Regions from separate parts of the Homo sapiens genome. Here region 2 is linked to region 1. Evidence: chromatin contacts called from ENCODE Hi-C or POLR2A ChIA-PET data. All regions are on one chromosome and are shown on one strand. The core of a region is the stretch at or near the end of the contact, and the rest is flanking DNA. Distances in the headings are between cores, read along the strand shown.

Evidence for each region. A loop is a pair of places that touch in the nucleus more often than their neighbours do. ChIA-PET counts read pairs that join two places held with the same protein, here RNA polymerase II (POLR2A). Pooled maps may share reads with other maps.
Region 2: a map of ascending aorta shows a loop between it and region 1 (2.3-fold over the local background). The contact joins two enhancer-like sites. A Hi-C loop is called at or near these places in 3 of 168 maps with a recorded cell type or tissue (Calu3, ascending aorta and sigmoid colon) and 3 of 50 pooled maps. POLR2A ChIA-PET finds 5 or more read pairs at or near these places in 6 of 52 experiments (AG04450, GM12878, H1 and 3 more).

Annotation. Positions count from the first base shown.
Region 1 is chr10:29,655,704-29,662,425 of GRCh38, reverse strand. It overlaps a transcript of SVIL not described here. Among named protein-coding and RNA genes, the nearest start is that of SVIL, 24 kb to the right of the region's middle. RefSeq lists an enhancer at 2,691-3,890. Within about 2 kb of position 2,710, at least 25 of the 41 ENCODE cell types and tissues checked have a DNase peak (open chromatin) inside an H3K27ac peak, as active enhancers do; they include ascending aorta and sigmoid colon, where a contact is called at or near this core.
Region 2 is chr10:29,614,155-29,621,134 of GRCh38, reverse strand. All of the region lies in intron 1 of SVIL (supervillin), which reads left to right. Among named protein-coding and RNA genes, the nearest start is that of MIR938, 15 kb to the right of the region's middle. RefSeq lists enhancers at 1-46, 1,799-2,428, 2,429-3,059. Within about 2 kb of position 2,339, at least 21 of the 41 ENCODE cell types and tissues checked have a DNase peak (open chromatin) inside an H3K27ac peak, as active enhancers do; they include ascending aorta and sigmoid colon, where a contact is called at or near this core.

The sequences.
Region 1 (6,722 bases), core at 1,461-3,960:
TGATTATTATGCTTATTGGTATTATTATTCCTGTGGCTAATCCAACCCTTGATGGTTGAGAATTAGCCATATTGTTATTTATAATCAGCATCAGGTGTTTGGCATGAATTCAGGAGACAGGGAGGTCTCTGAGGATGGATGAAGGCAGTCAGAGAAGCTCTCCTGGAAACTGGGGGCATCCAGGCTGAATCCTGAAAGATTTGTATGAGACCGGGGAGGAAGTGCCTAAGGCTCTGTGAAAATGTCTGGAAGAACCAGGTTTCCTTGCTAAAGGCATCTAGGGAAAAAGGTTGGAGAAAGAAGCCAGAATAAAAGTTGGGTCTCATGGCAGCATCATCCCTGAGGTCTGCAGTGGGGGTTGTTGGCTGCTTGGTGAAGAGGGATAAGTTGCTGCTCAATGCCCCAGAACTAGAGGCACTTGCTACTCTAGTAGTTTGGTAGTATGTGAATAAAACTCACTGGGGCCGGGCATGGTGGCTCACTCCTGTAACCTCAGCCCTTTGGGAGGCCAAAGACGGAAGGATCACTTTAAGCCAGGAGTTTAAGACCAGCCTGAGCAACATAATGAGACTCCATCTCAAAAAAAAAGAAAGAAAGTTTATTTGATTTTCAGTTCTAGAATTTGGAAAATGAAAATAAAAACTCACCAGAAACATCCATTCACTGTGAGCACCTCCATGGGCACCATCTGTCAAAGCACAGGCTTGAAACATTAACCTAAAAGGATGCCTTTGTCTGGCATATCTCTCTTCCAGATGCAATTGGTCTAGATTTAGTCCCAGAGTCTAGTCAGAGTTTTTGCACAGGGGGTTGGTAACCTGGTGAAAGTCAGTAACAGTTTGTTTTGTCCGGAAAGAAATGCCTTGGAAAGGTCAAGAGAGCCCCGGAGAGAAGAGACAAGCCCTCCTGGTCTGGCTCCAGCTTAGCTAGCATCTCCTCCTGCTGCATTAATCATGCTCATTCTCCTTTCTCCGGTGCCCTGTTTTCCTCTGGAATTCTTTTCTGCTTTTATTCCGGTTTGACTCGTTTCTCGAACTTCAACCTGTCCCTAAATTTGGACCTTTTCCTGTTTGTATTCTTGCTTTTTTATTTTTCCTAAATGATCCTGACTGCATGAAAGCTGGTTGATGGTGGGGTTTTCCTGTCAATATATTCTGAAGTTTTACTCTCTAGTGACTGAGGTTTTCCCTTTGTCTTTAAGCAAACCAGATTTCTAGGACTCAAGTGTTTCAGGCACAGGCTTTTTTTTTTTTTTCTTGTGAGACGGTGTCTTGCTCTGTCGCCAAGCTAGAGTGCAGTGGCGCAATCTCGGCTCACTGCAACCTCCGACTCCCTGGTTCAAGCGATTCTCCTGCCTCAGCCTTCCGAATAGCTGGGACTACAGGCATGTGCCACCACACCTGGCTAATTTTTGTATTTTTAGTAGAGACGGGGTTTCACCATGTTGGCCAGGATGGTCTTGATCTCTTGACCTCATGATCCTCCCATCTCAGCCTCGCAGAGTGCTGGGATTACAGGCGTGAGGCACCACACCCGGCCCAGGCACAGGCTTTTTAAACTCCTTCTTTGTCCCTGAGCTCATGATTTCACTGCAGATTTTCTTCTATCTGGACTCACAGTTGTAGAGCCCCAAGGCGATTGCTGTGCACACTATGAGTTTGAGAGCCCATGCTCCAGAGGTCAGGAGGGGAATGAGCCAGGGGAAGACGTGAGCGTCTGGGCAGAGATTAGCACTCTCTTTAAGAAGAGGGAGGGATGAGAATGTTTCTATTCTGCCCTTTCTTCTTGGCTTCTTGTGATTCTCTTGGCCCGTTCCCCCCACCAGAATTTTGCTCTGTGGCCTAGGCTGGAGTGCAGTGGTGAGACCATGGCTCACTGCAGCCTCCACCTCCCAGGCTCAAGCGATCCTCCCACCTCAGCCTCCCTAGTAGCTGGGAGGTGTGCAACACCATGCCTGGCTAATTTTTTATATTTTTTGTAAACACAGGGTCTTGCTATGTTGCCCAGGCTGGTCTCAAATTCCTGGGCTCAATTGATCCTCTCACTTTGGCCTCCTAAAGTGCTGGAACAATAGGTATGAGCCACCCCACCCTGCCTTTTTAATTTTTTTTTTGAGTCAAGCAAGGTGTTGCTTTGTTGCCCGAGCTGGAGCGCAGTGGTACAATCGTAGCTCACTGTAACCTGCAACTCCTGGGCCCAAACAATCTTTCTTCCTCAGCCTGTTGGGTAGCTGGGACCATAGGCAGGCCCAGCTAATTTTTAATTTTTTTGTAGAGACAAGGTCTCACTGTATTGCCCAGCTTAGTCTTGAACTCCTGGCCTCAAGCCATCCTCCTGCCTCAGCCTCCCAAAGTGCTGGGATTACAGACATGAGCCACTGTGCCCAGCCCCTGTTTTCTTTTTGAGTAGTTTTCTTTTTCTTTCTTTTGTGGCTGGTTCAATAAGAGGGTCTCCTTTTCCTAAGCAGGCAAAGGATTTTTTAAACCAGTTTGGAGCCCTAAGGAGGAGTCCCAGGGGAAAAAGAGAGGCTTACATTGATCTAGCCCAGTTCTCAAGGCATCAAAGCTTTTTAGTAATAAAGAGATTTGTGGAGGAAAGGGAAAATGATTTTTTTTATTGTTGGAACAAAAAACGGTCTGCTTAAACCCAATAATTTGTCTGTGTTTACCGCAACCATCTCTGTGGCTTACAAGAATGAGTTCATGACTGTCTGAATTCCACCAGGCAGTGGTGACAATAATTTATTTTTTAACCTTGTGGGAACTTCACATGGGCTGACTCCCCTTTGACCCCGCACCCATCACAAGATGATTTTTTCCTAGAAGTTGCCTCTGGGGCTGGGCTTCTGGAGATGAACCCCATTCTCTCTATGCTGGATAAACCAGGCTTCTGACATCCTTCCTGTGGAATATTTATAAAAATGAGCGCCAAGGAATTCAGCTGTGGTTTCTTGCAATGCCTGGTGTGGTGCCAGCTGTTGCCCAGTTCAGAGCCCTCTGTGCTTGAGTGAATTCTTTTCTGACTTTTTCCGGCGGTAAGAATACAAGGAAGTGCTGAGTAGACAACAGAGAGGAGATGAGAAGATGGAACTCAATAGCCTAAGACAAAAGACTTCCCAAAGCCACGCTTGTTAACCACTAACCAGCTGATAAACGAGGGGCTTTCCTCTGTAGTCTGGGATTGCAGGGCTGGAGCCTTCTGTGTTGGGGACCTCTCCCAGGCTGAGTCATTAAGAACCACACAGAGTGTCAACCCTCGAGTCTAAAGAATGACTCTGTAACCTTGTGAGTCATCTTTCATACAAATTGCACCTCGTCAGGCAAACCACAAGGGGAAATGCATGTTTGCCTTAATTCTACTCTGGTACATTCTAGCATAGGTGGGGTTTCCCCTCACTCTTTGAGGAAAATAAATGCAGAGATTGTCTCTGCCTGGAATGCTTGACATAGACCAAGTCATAGCCAAATCACTCACCCTGATGCCTTCGGTGAGTTATTCCAGTCTCCTAACTCTCCACCCAGCATGTCTTTTTCTGTGGAATTGGGTCTTTGTTAGTTCCATCCAACTTCGTGATGAATTTCAACCCATTTCTTATTTTCTCAGTTGTCCCTTTGTGGCAAGGCTGCTGTTCCCAAGCCTCCATATTTGTTCTTTTGTTTTTAATTTTTTTAAAGACAGGGTCTTCCTTGTTGCCCAGGCTGAAGTACAGTGATCCAAACATGGCTCACTGCAGCCTTAACCTCCTGGACTCAAGTGATCCTCCTGCCTTGGCCTCCCATGTAGCTGGGAGCACAGGAGCACACCTCCACGCTCAGCTAATTTGTTCAATTTTTTGTATAGACAGGGTTTCACTTTGTTGCAGACTGGTCTTGAACTCCTGGCCTCAAGCAGTCCTCCCACTTCAACCTTCCAAAGTGCCAGGATTACAGGTGGGAGCCACCATGCCTGGCCATCCCTATATTTGGATCTGATTTTAAATTTGAATTTAGAAAGTACTCATATTTACCAAAAATGATTCTTGCTTATAGACCAAATAATACAATTTTAGTCCTCCCAGAAAAATAAGAGCTTTGGAGAACCATTGCATAGAAATGACTTTATTCACTGAGTTTACGATGAATGGGAAAAATGCATTCTTTTATTGAGCACTTTTTATAAGAGGTTTAAAAAGATACTTTAACCACTGCCTGTAATCTGTAGTTGCTGATGTTGATGAGTATTTGAAAGGGAAAAAGCTCTTTGGAGGCAGCAGATTAATCACAGCAGAGTATCCAGTTTCATTCGTACGTGTGGTTGTCTTGTATTGTTTGCTATTTTCTTTCTCAGATTTTTCAGTAGAGACTTTGTCCTTTTTCAGAGAGAGTTCAAGTGGATGGCCTTGAGGACTTGAAAAGCTGAGATATGATGATTTTGAAGTCATTTCACATCGAAGCCATGATTTAAATATCGGCGTTAAGGTAAGTATTGAGGAAAGAAATATGACACTTTTGTGGTTAACACATTATTGGCTTTGCTTGCACTGTTAGAAGAGATTAAAGCACATTGTGAAGGGTGATTTTGTTTGAATCATGTTCAACAAACCAGAGCTCGAAGAAGATTAAAGCGGCCTCTGTGATGCGGTGTGGAACCATAGACATACAGGAGAGCTGAGCCACTGTGATGGTTGGAAATGTCTTCATTTTTCCTCGATGGTCATGTGTCCCAGTGTGCCCTTTATGAACTTCAGGAAAGAACAGGAAAGCTTACAGCTGTGGTTTTCTTTCTGAGCTGAGCCGTGGCTATTAGGGAGCTTTCGGGGAGTGTGAATTAGATAGGACCTTTACATAGGAGCAGAGCCAGCCAAAGGAGTGAGAACAGGAGCACCCTTCTGGAAACTGTGCTATTTGACCTGCCTCTCTGGAGCAGGAGTTCTCAAAGTGTGTTCCCTGGAACACAGCTCCCTACACCACTAATACAGTGGGGACCTGGGTCAGAGGATGGGTCTATGCCTAAGTGCGTTTGGAAAGCATTGGATTAAAGTTAAATGACCTTCTTCAAAACTAATGAGCTTTGTGAATCTTGATGGGTGTGAGTAGTGGGCAGTGCTCACCAGAGTTCCATGGAACTATTTTCTTGTGAGGCATCTTAAGACCAGTGTTCCATTTGTTCATTAAATATTGATTGCGCACCAGCCATGGATGGTGTTAGATGCTAGGGATGCAGCAAAAACTGAGGTTGACAGTGCTCATGTTTAGATAATAAATACATTAACAATTAAGGAAAGGTAATCATTGAGAGACACAATAGCAAATGTTTAAGAGCCTGGTATCTGCAGCTCAGTGGCTTGGGTTTTAATCCTGGGTTTGACACTTAATAAACTGCATGATCTTGGAAAAGACATGTAACCTCTCTTTCAATTTCCTTATGTGTAAGATGCTTATAATAGTATTCACTTTGTAGATACTATTATTGCAAGGACTAAAATTATGAATATGTGCTGGCAAATACCAAACTTTATATTAATACAAGTGTCATCAGAATATGTACATATATTAATAGTAATTGTTACCAAAACACCAGGGGTTCAATCTGGGTCCTGCTGCTCACTGCACAGAAAGCCAATGCCTGAGACAACAAGTGTTGCCAAGGAAGAAGGCTTTAATTGGGTGCTGCAGCCGAGGAGATGGGAGCTCAGTCTCAAATCCATCTCTCTGACTGACCAAAACTGGCTATATAGCAGGGAAGAAATGTAATCATGTGTGGGAAAACAGGAACTCAGAAGGGGCTTGGAAGCAATCATGTTGAATCAGCGTCCACATTTTATTGTCTGGATGTGATCTGGTGAGTTTCATTTCTTTGATACTTTTTTTGAGAGGCCTGAAGGTCATTTCCTGAGGAAGGATCTCAGATAAAACAAATATAAGTTTCAAATGTTAAGACCAGAAAGTTCAATTTCTATGTTTATTTATTCTTTTTTTTAAAAAAAAAAGCTATATGGGACTGTTGGGTTGGTTTCATAATGGCTGAGTACTTTGAAGGTTCTGTGGTTGCATGAATGGAGAAGATAGAGTGATGGGTGGGGACTTTAAAATAGGATGATCCAGGAATGCCCTGAAGTAGAGACTTGTAAGAATGAGAAATAGCAAGTTATGCGGGTGGCATAGAAAAAGCTTCCAGATTGAAAAGCAAAGGCAAAGAGGATGTCTTGTGCAGAGAAAGCATTTGACAAAATCGAATGCCTCTTCATGTTTTTAAAAAAAAAAAAAACACTCACACTCGGCCAGGCACGGTGGCTCACACCTGTAATACCAGCACTTTGGGAGGCCGAGGCAGGCAGATCATGAGGTCAGGAGATCGAGATCATCCTGGCCAACATGGTGAAACCCCATCTCTACTAAAAATACAAAAATTAGCTGGGCGTGGTGCCACATACCTGTAGTCCCAGCTACTCGGGAGGCTGAGGCAGGAGAAGCACCTGAACAGAAGTCTAAGGTTGCAGTGAGCCAAGATCATGCCACTGCACTCCAGTGACAGAGCAAAACTCCAAAAGAAACAGAAAAAAAAAAAAAAAACCCACACATACACACTCAACAGACTAGGAATAGAAGGGAACTTCTTCAACCTGAAAAAGACATCTATGAAGAACCCACAGCTAACATGACACTGAATGGTGAAGGGCTGAAAGCTTTTCTCCTAAGCTCAGAGACAAGACAAGGATATCCATTCTCACCACTTCTGTTCAG
Region 2 (6,980 bases), core at 1,090-3,589, 41 kb after region 1:
GATGTATTATTAAATACACAGAATACAAAGGCAAGGATGGGTGGGGCGTGCACCTGTAATCCCAGCACTTTGGGAGGCCAAGGTGGGAGAATTGCTTGAGGCCAAGAGTTCGAGACCAGCCTGGGAAATATAGTGAGACGCCATATCTACAAAAAAAAAAAAAAAATTTTAAGAATAAAAAATCAAATTTAAAAAGTTTATTTAAAAAGTCAGGGATAGCCCGGGCGTGGTGGCTCACACCTGTAATCCCAGCACTTTGGGAGGCTGAGGTGGGTGGATCACGAGGTCAGGAGTTTGAGACCGGCCTGGCCAACATGGTGAAACCCCATCTCTGCTAAAAATACAAAAAATAGCTTGGTGTGGTAGTGGGCGCCTGTAGTCCCAGCTACTCAGGAGGCTGAGGCAGGAGAATCATTTGAACCCGGGAGGTGGAGTTTGCAGTGAGCTGAGATCGTGCCATTGTACTCCAGCCTGGGTGAGACTCCGTCTCAAAAAAATAAAAATAAAAAGCAGGGATAATACCTCACTTCCCCTGCTTAACCCTAGCATCAAGAGTAGATGAATACACAAGTTGAATTGGATTAGGTGACTATATATCAAAAACAATTCAGCTCAGCTGTTGCACTGAATGAACGTTTTTAAAATAACCGCACAGTTGACTATCCGAGTTGCCACCTGCCCTTATTTGGTTTGTCAGAGGGTGGGTGAATATTTAGGGACACTATAAGGGGAGTCCTCTCCTTTCTCTCCCACCTCTTTCCTTTTGCTCTCTCTCCCCCTTTCCCTTCCTCTCTTTTCCCTTCTTTTCTTTCTTTTCTTTTCCTTCCTTTTCCTTCTCTTTTCCTCTCCTCTTTCCTCTTCATCTCTTCCTATATTCTCTTTTCTCTTATTCTCTTTCTGTTTCTCCCCTTTCATCTTCAAGACATAACAACATGGCTATGGATATCTGTAAGTTTGACTGATTTTAATGTGTGCAATGATAATTTTTAAAACATGCATAGTATATACATAATATGTCTCCATTTACACGGTTCTGATGGCTTTCTTAATATTGCTAATACTAAAAAAACTTTAAAAATTATTATAATTTGAAACATGAATTCTGATTTCTAGGCTTCATGATACCTTGTGGAAAGAAGCTGTTATTTCTTCTTAGGATTGGTCATTTTTTCTTCTCTGTTATCTTTGTGTATGTATGTATTATACATGTATGTGTACCTATGTATGCGTAACATCCAAAAAAATCCACATTTAAAAAAAATGTAGTTTGCAATAATCTTTTTAAAAATGTAGTTTGTCATAATATTTTTTAAAATGTAGTTTGTAATGAGGAGAAAATGAGTACATGACAATCGAGTTTGATTTTAGTAGAGCAAAAATTAAAATCAACCCTCAGCTTATGCTTTGGTGTTTGTTAACTCAAATTTAAAATTAGAAATGTGGTAATTATTTGGCAGTTGTGGCTTTCTCAGGGAAACCATATCATATTGTATGTGTGTGCTGGCCTTTAAAAATAGATATTGCCACGAAGCTCATCATCTGAATTCATGGCCGACTCCTGGAAGTGGTGGGCTTTGGAAAGCAGGGCTGTGAGTTTGGCTCTTACACTTCCAGGGAGCTCTCCATTCCAGCTTTGGTTCCCTTCAGTCCATCTGTGGTCAAAGCTCTTTTGTTTTCAAAGCTAACTGCTGAAGAGTAAACACTCTTGACCCTGACTGTAAATATGTGTCATACGTCTGGTTAGTTTTAGTTTTAACTGAACAAAATCATTTTGGCAGAAGAGTCATTAAAGTTTGCACAAAATCCTGACCTTCACATCCCTGGTTTTCCTCACATACGCATCCGCAGGGAGTCACAATCCATTTGAAAATATTTCTTCTCTGGGACTGAAAATCTCCTAAAACGTGTATTCTTCAGCAAACAAAGTATCTCATAAAATGTAAACGTGGATGACTGGGGGAATACAATTTTTTTTGCGCATAATGACTTCTGTCAGTCCTCTAAGAAATTCAAAGAATTTTCACGGCTTCCAGTTTAAATTCTAGCGCCTCTGGCCATGGCCATGGTTTGTTCTGTGTTTGATTATCTTTCCGTTCAGGGGTTCGATTGTTACTGGGCTACTTTAGACAAAGCTACCTGGATCTTGAGTTGCCACTTTTAGCCCAAAATCCCCTTCCTACCTGTTTAAGGGGCAGTGGAGCACTTGGTGGCCACACTGGCTCTCTGTGTTAAGGTGTTTGCTGAAAATTAGCTGTCTACGGTGGCCTATGCCCGTAGTCCCAGCTACTCAGGAGGCTGAGGGGGCGGGAATTCCCTGAGTCCAGGAGTTTGAGGCTACAGTGAGCTCTGATTGCGCCACCGCACTCCAGCCTGGATGACAAAGCGACACCTTGTCTCAAAAAAAAAAAAAAATCTGCTGCAAGAGCTTATTTGTAACCTGGAAGGAAAGGAGTAGTCCAGGGTTTGGGGCAGAGCCTATTGCCTCTGAAAAGACCCAGTAAATTCTCTGGGGACTGCTTGTATCCTTGTAACTAGATAGTCGTCACACATGAGTGAAAAGAAGGCATTTGGGCTTTGAAGGTGGTCAAGAGCGTCCAGGCTGGGCCAGGCATGGTGGGTCTGTGTGAGAAGCAGAGCTTAGGAAGGCTGGGGTCTGAACATGCTTTGACTTTTGCTTTGTGCAACCAGTAATCCAGAAAAATCCTACCTGAAGCCCCAGAGGCTGTGCTTCTTCAGCAGGGTGTCATATTGTCAGGGAGCTGCAAACAGCCTGTTGTAGTCAGAAAAGACGGTGTTTTCCTTTCCACAGCTTTATGGACATAAAATAAAACTTGAATTTGACAAACAATACAATAAATCCTCCTTTCCCAAAAATTACGAGTTGAGGTCATGGTTCCTAATCGGAACTGTGTGCAGCTGTTGGATTTTTGGCGCTTTCTAGAGCTTTCACTAAAATCAAATGCATTTAAACACCCTCCCTCCTCAAGAGGACAGGATTAGCCCGCCTCCCCAGGAGAACAGTGCTCTGCTGCCTGCGTCAGCAAGCTCCTTACACAGTGGTCTCCTGCCTGTGTCAGCGAGCTCCTTACAACAGTCTCTGTGCACGTCCCATCACTTTATCATGGATTAGAGGCTGCAGGATGTTTTCATATGGCCCATGATAATGTAATGATGGCTGGTACTTTAGGACTTGAAAACCTCTTAACGTCTTGGCCAGACTGTGGACTGTTCTTTCAGGCATCTGTCTTTTAAATCAGTTATCTCCATTTGCTGTCAAATTTGGCCTGCATTGGCCGGCTTTATTATTTCTATTGTTCCATAGAGAGCCACACTGAAACTAATTTGAGAAAAGTGTAATCTCTATTGAAAACTTGGAGTCCACCAGCAAGTAGACTGTATATTTTGGAGTGTCCACCAAAAGCTCATAGTCACTGTCACCTCGTAAGGATGCTTCCAATGAATCTCCAAAAAGTAGTTTACATCTGCATCCTTGGTGGAGATTTTCTTAAGTAGACAGAATTTCTCTTTTTTTTTCTTTCTTTCTTTTTTTTTTTTTAGATTAGTTTTCCTTTTTCGCCCAGGCTGGAGTGCAGTGGCACGATCTCGGCTCACCGCAACCTCTGCCTTCCGGGTTCAAGCGATTCTCCTGCCTCAGCCTCCCAAGTAGCTGGGACTACAGGTGCGCACCACCACGCCTGGCTAATTTTTTGTATTTTTAGTACAAAATACAAAATAGAGAAATACATTAGAAATACAAGTACGATGCTCTTGTCAGGGAAGAAAAACTCTTTCTTTATCCTCTCTTGTGCAATGACCAGGGGCCTGCAAATGTAACTGACAAAAGTCAGGTTCACAGCAGAAAAGAATACAAATGTTATTAATAATTTATATGTATGGGAGTTCACAGAAAAGAAGTAACACTCAACAGATCAGACTTGGGAGCTTATATACCTTTCTTCATAAAGGAAAAGAGCTTTGGGCTTCAAGGGATGAACAATTGTGCGGAAGCAACTGGGAAATACACGGGGGAAACTAGGGGAAGATAAGCGTTATTTTAGTGAGGTTTGTTTGTGCAGACTCATCTCCATCTCTGGTGTTAAGAGTTGCACTTCAGCCAGGTGCGGTGTCTCATGCCTGTAATCCCAGCACTTTGGGAGGCTGAGGTGGGTGGTTCACCTGAGGTTGGGAGTTCAAGACTAGCTTGGCCAACATGGCGAAACCCTGTCTCTACTAAAAATATAAAAATTAGCCATGCTTCGTGGCGTGGGCCTATAGTCCCAGCTACCCAAGAGGCTGAGGCAGGAGAACTACTTGAACTTGGGAGGCAGAGGTTGCAGTGAGCAGAGATCACGCCACTGCACTCCAGCATGGGTGTGACAGAGCCAGACTCCATCTCAAACAAAATAAAAAAGAGTTGCACTTCCCCTTCCTGGTACAGGAGTGGGAGACACCTGAACAAAGGGAAGTTTATGCCTGGCTTTTAGGCAGAAAAAGTGGGCGCAGAGATCCTCCGTTGCCTTCAACTCAGAATAATCCTTATGCCAGAGTGGCATATTTTGAAATGGTATATTCCAGACCCTGCTTCATGCTTTACATAAAAAATATCAGTGCAGTACAATAAATCCTAATATCAGATTACTGTGTTTTCAGTGTGACATTTTGTTTATTGGAATCTGTCTTGTATGTCAGTTTATTGTATATTTTACTTGATTTTGGACTAACTTGCATGTATTATATATCACAATTGCCCGAACCTCAGAACGAGTTTACACGCTTTTGTCTTAAAAATGGAAATACAGGCTGGGTGCGATGGCTTATGCCTGTGATCCTAACACTTTGGGAGGCCGAAGTGGGTGGATTGCCTGAGTTCAGGAGTTTAAGACCAGCCCGTGCAACATGGTGAAACCCTGCCTCTACTAAAATACAAAAATTAGCTGGGCAAGGTGGCACACACCTGTAGTCCCAGCTACTTGGGATGCTGAGGCACGAGAATCGCTTGAACCCAGGAGGAAAATAAAAAGGAAATGCAATTTCTCAAATAGTAAAGGTTTAATAAGCCACCCACCTATGTGCTGAAATAACCTTGAATTGATAAAGATTTAAACAAAAACTAAATTTGGTCATCTGTATAAGCATATTATTTAGATATGGGGTATCATGCCATGTCATTGCAAATTGTGTAGGAAAAGCATCAACTTCTGTTTAAATTTGCTTGGCTGAAATAAATGTGAGGAAGTCAGTGTGGGAGTTTATGGCAAACTCTGAATTATTCTGAAAATAGTATATTTCAAAGAGGCAGATATCTCTAAACAAATCTGAACAGGATTTGGAAAACATTTTTGTACTTAAATTTGATATTATGCCTGATATTTAGGACTTCTAACCATTACTGCCCAATGCTTGATATATAGCAATAAATATTTGTGAAATGAAGAAATTAATGAATGGAACACACATACTTGAATGAGCAGAAAGACTGAAAGTACACAGAGCTGAAAGCCTGTTTGATTTCTTCATCTGTCAAGCTCCCTAGTGAAAATTTGCTTTGTGACACTTCTGATTCATTCAAACCTTCTCCAGAAGGAAAGTAATTAAGTGTTTTTGTTTTAGATAGTTCCATTTTTATACTGCAGGTGACAAGCGAGGAATAACCAGCTTTAGCTTTTAACACAATGAGTAATTAAACACAGAAGTTACTGCCAACAAAATTGAAATCAAATCTGTCATTTGATCCAGTGCTGTGTTGCATTTGCTTTGTGAATTGGTGGGGAAAATATGGTAAATAATAATACACCATTGTATGTTAAGAAACAGCTGGGAGAAGTAGGATCATTTTAAAAGGCTAAGAAACAAGGTGGCAAACATCTAGAAAATTCTTTAATTAAAGCTAAAGCAAATGAGATAAGATCAATCCTTCGATTGTGATATGATAGTTTTTTAAAAAATAGCAATTGTTTGGTCTGTTTCTTAAATAGATGCTGTCATTTACCTTAAAAGCTTTGCTAACCTCAAGTCTGACTGTGGGCCTTCTCTGTGGCCGCTGAAGCTACTAGTGTTGGTTCAAATTCCAACACTTTTTGTTATGATTTGTATTAGCATGGGGGGATAACTTAACTTCTGCCTCAATTTCCTCATCTGTAAAATGGGAATGATAGTAGTACATATCACATAGAGTTGTTATGAGGATCAGATAGGTTTATGCCTGTAGAACACCAAAAGCGCCACTTGCAGCATGGGCATGTTTATTGAATGATGATGATTAATCTTCATTAGGACCCAAATGATTCGTGGATTTCATTTTAACCATAAGCTGCAAGGATTTTTTTTATACTTTAAGTTCTGGGATACATGTGCAGAACATGCAGGTTTGTTACATAGGTATACATGTGCCATGTTGGTTTGCTGAACCCATTAACTCATCATTTACATTAGGTATTTCTCCTAATGCTGTCCCTCCCCTATGCCCCCATCCTCTGACAGGCCCCGGTGTATGATGTTTCCCTCCCTGTGTCCATGTGTTCTCATTGTTCAGCTCCCACTTTGGAGTGAGAACATGTGGTGTTTGGTTTTCTGTTCCTGTGTTAGTTTGCTGAGAATGATGGTTTCCAGCTTCATCCATGTCCCTGCAAAGGACATGAACTCATCCTTTTTTAGGGCTGCATAGTATTCCATGGTGTATATGTGCCATATTTTCTTTATCCAGTCTATCATTGATGGGCATTTGGGTTGGTTCCAAGTCTTTGCTATTGTGAACAGTGCTGCAGTAATCATATGTGTGCATGTGTCTTTATAGTAGAATGATTTATAATCCTTTGTGTATATATCCAGTAATGGGATTGCTGGGTCAAATGGTATTTCTGGTCCTAGATCATGCTGCAATTATATTTTTTTTAACTAAAATGTTATTGTAATTCTTTTTGTAACTTCAGTGATAAAAGTAAATGATTTGAGCCTATGATTTCCACAAAATCTAGGGAAAT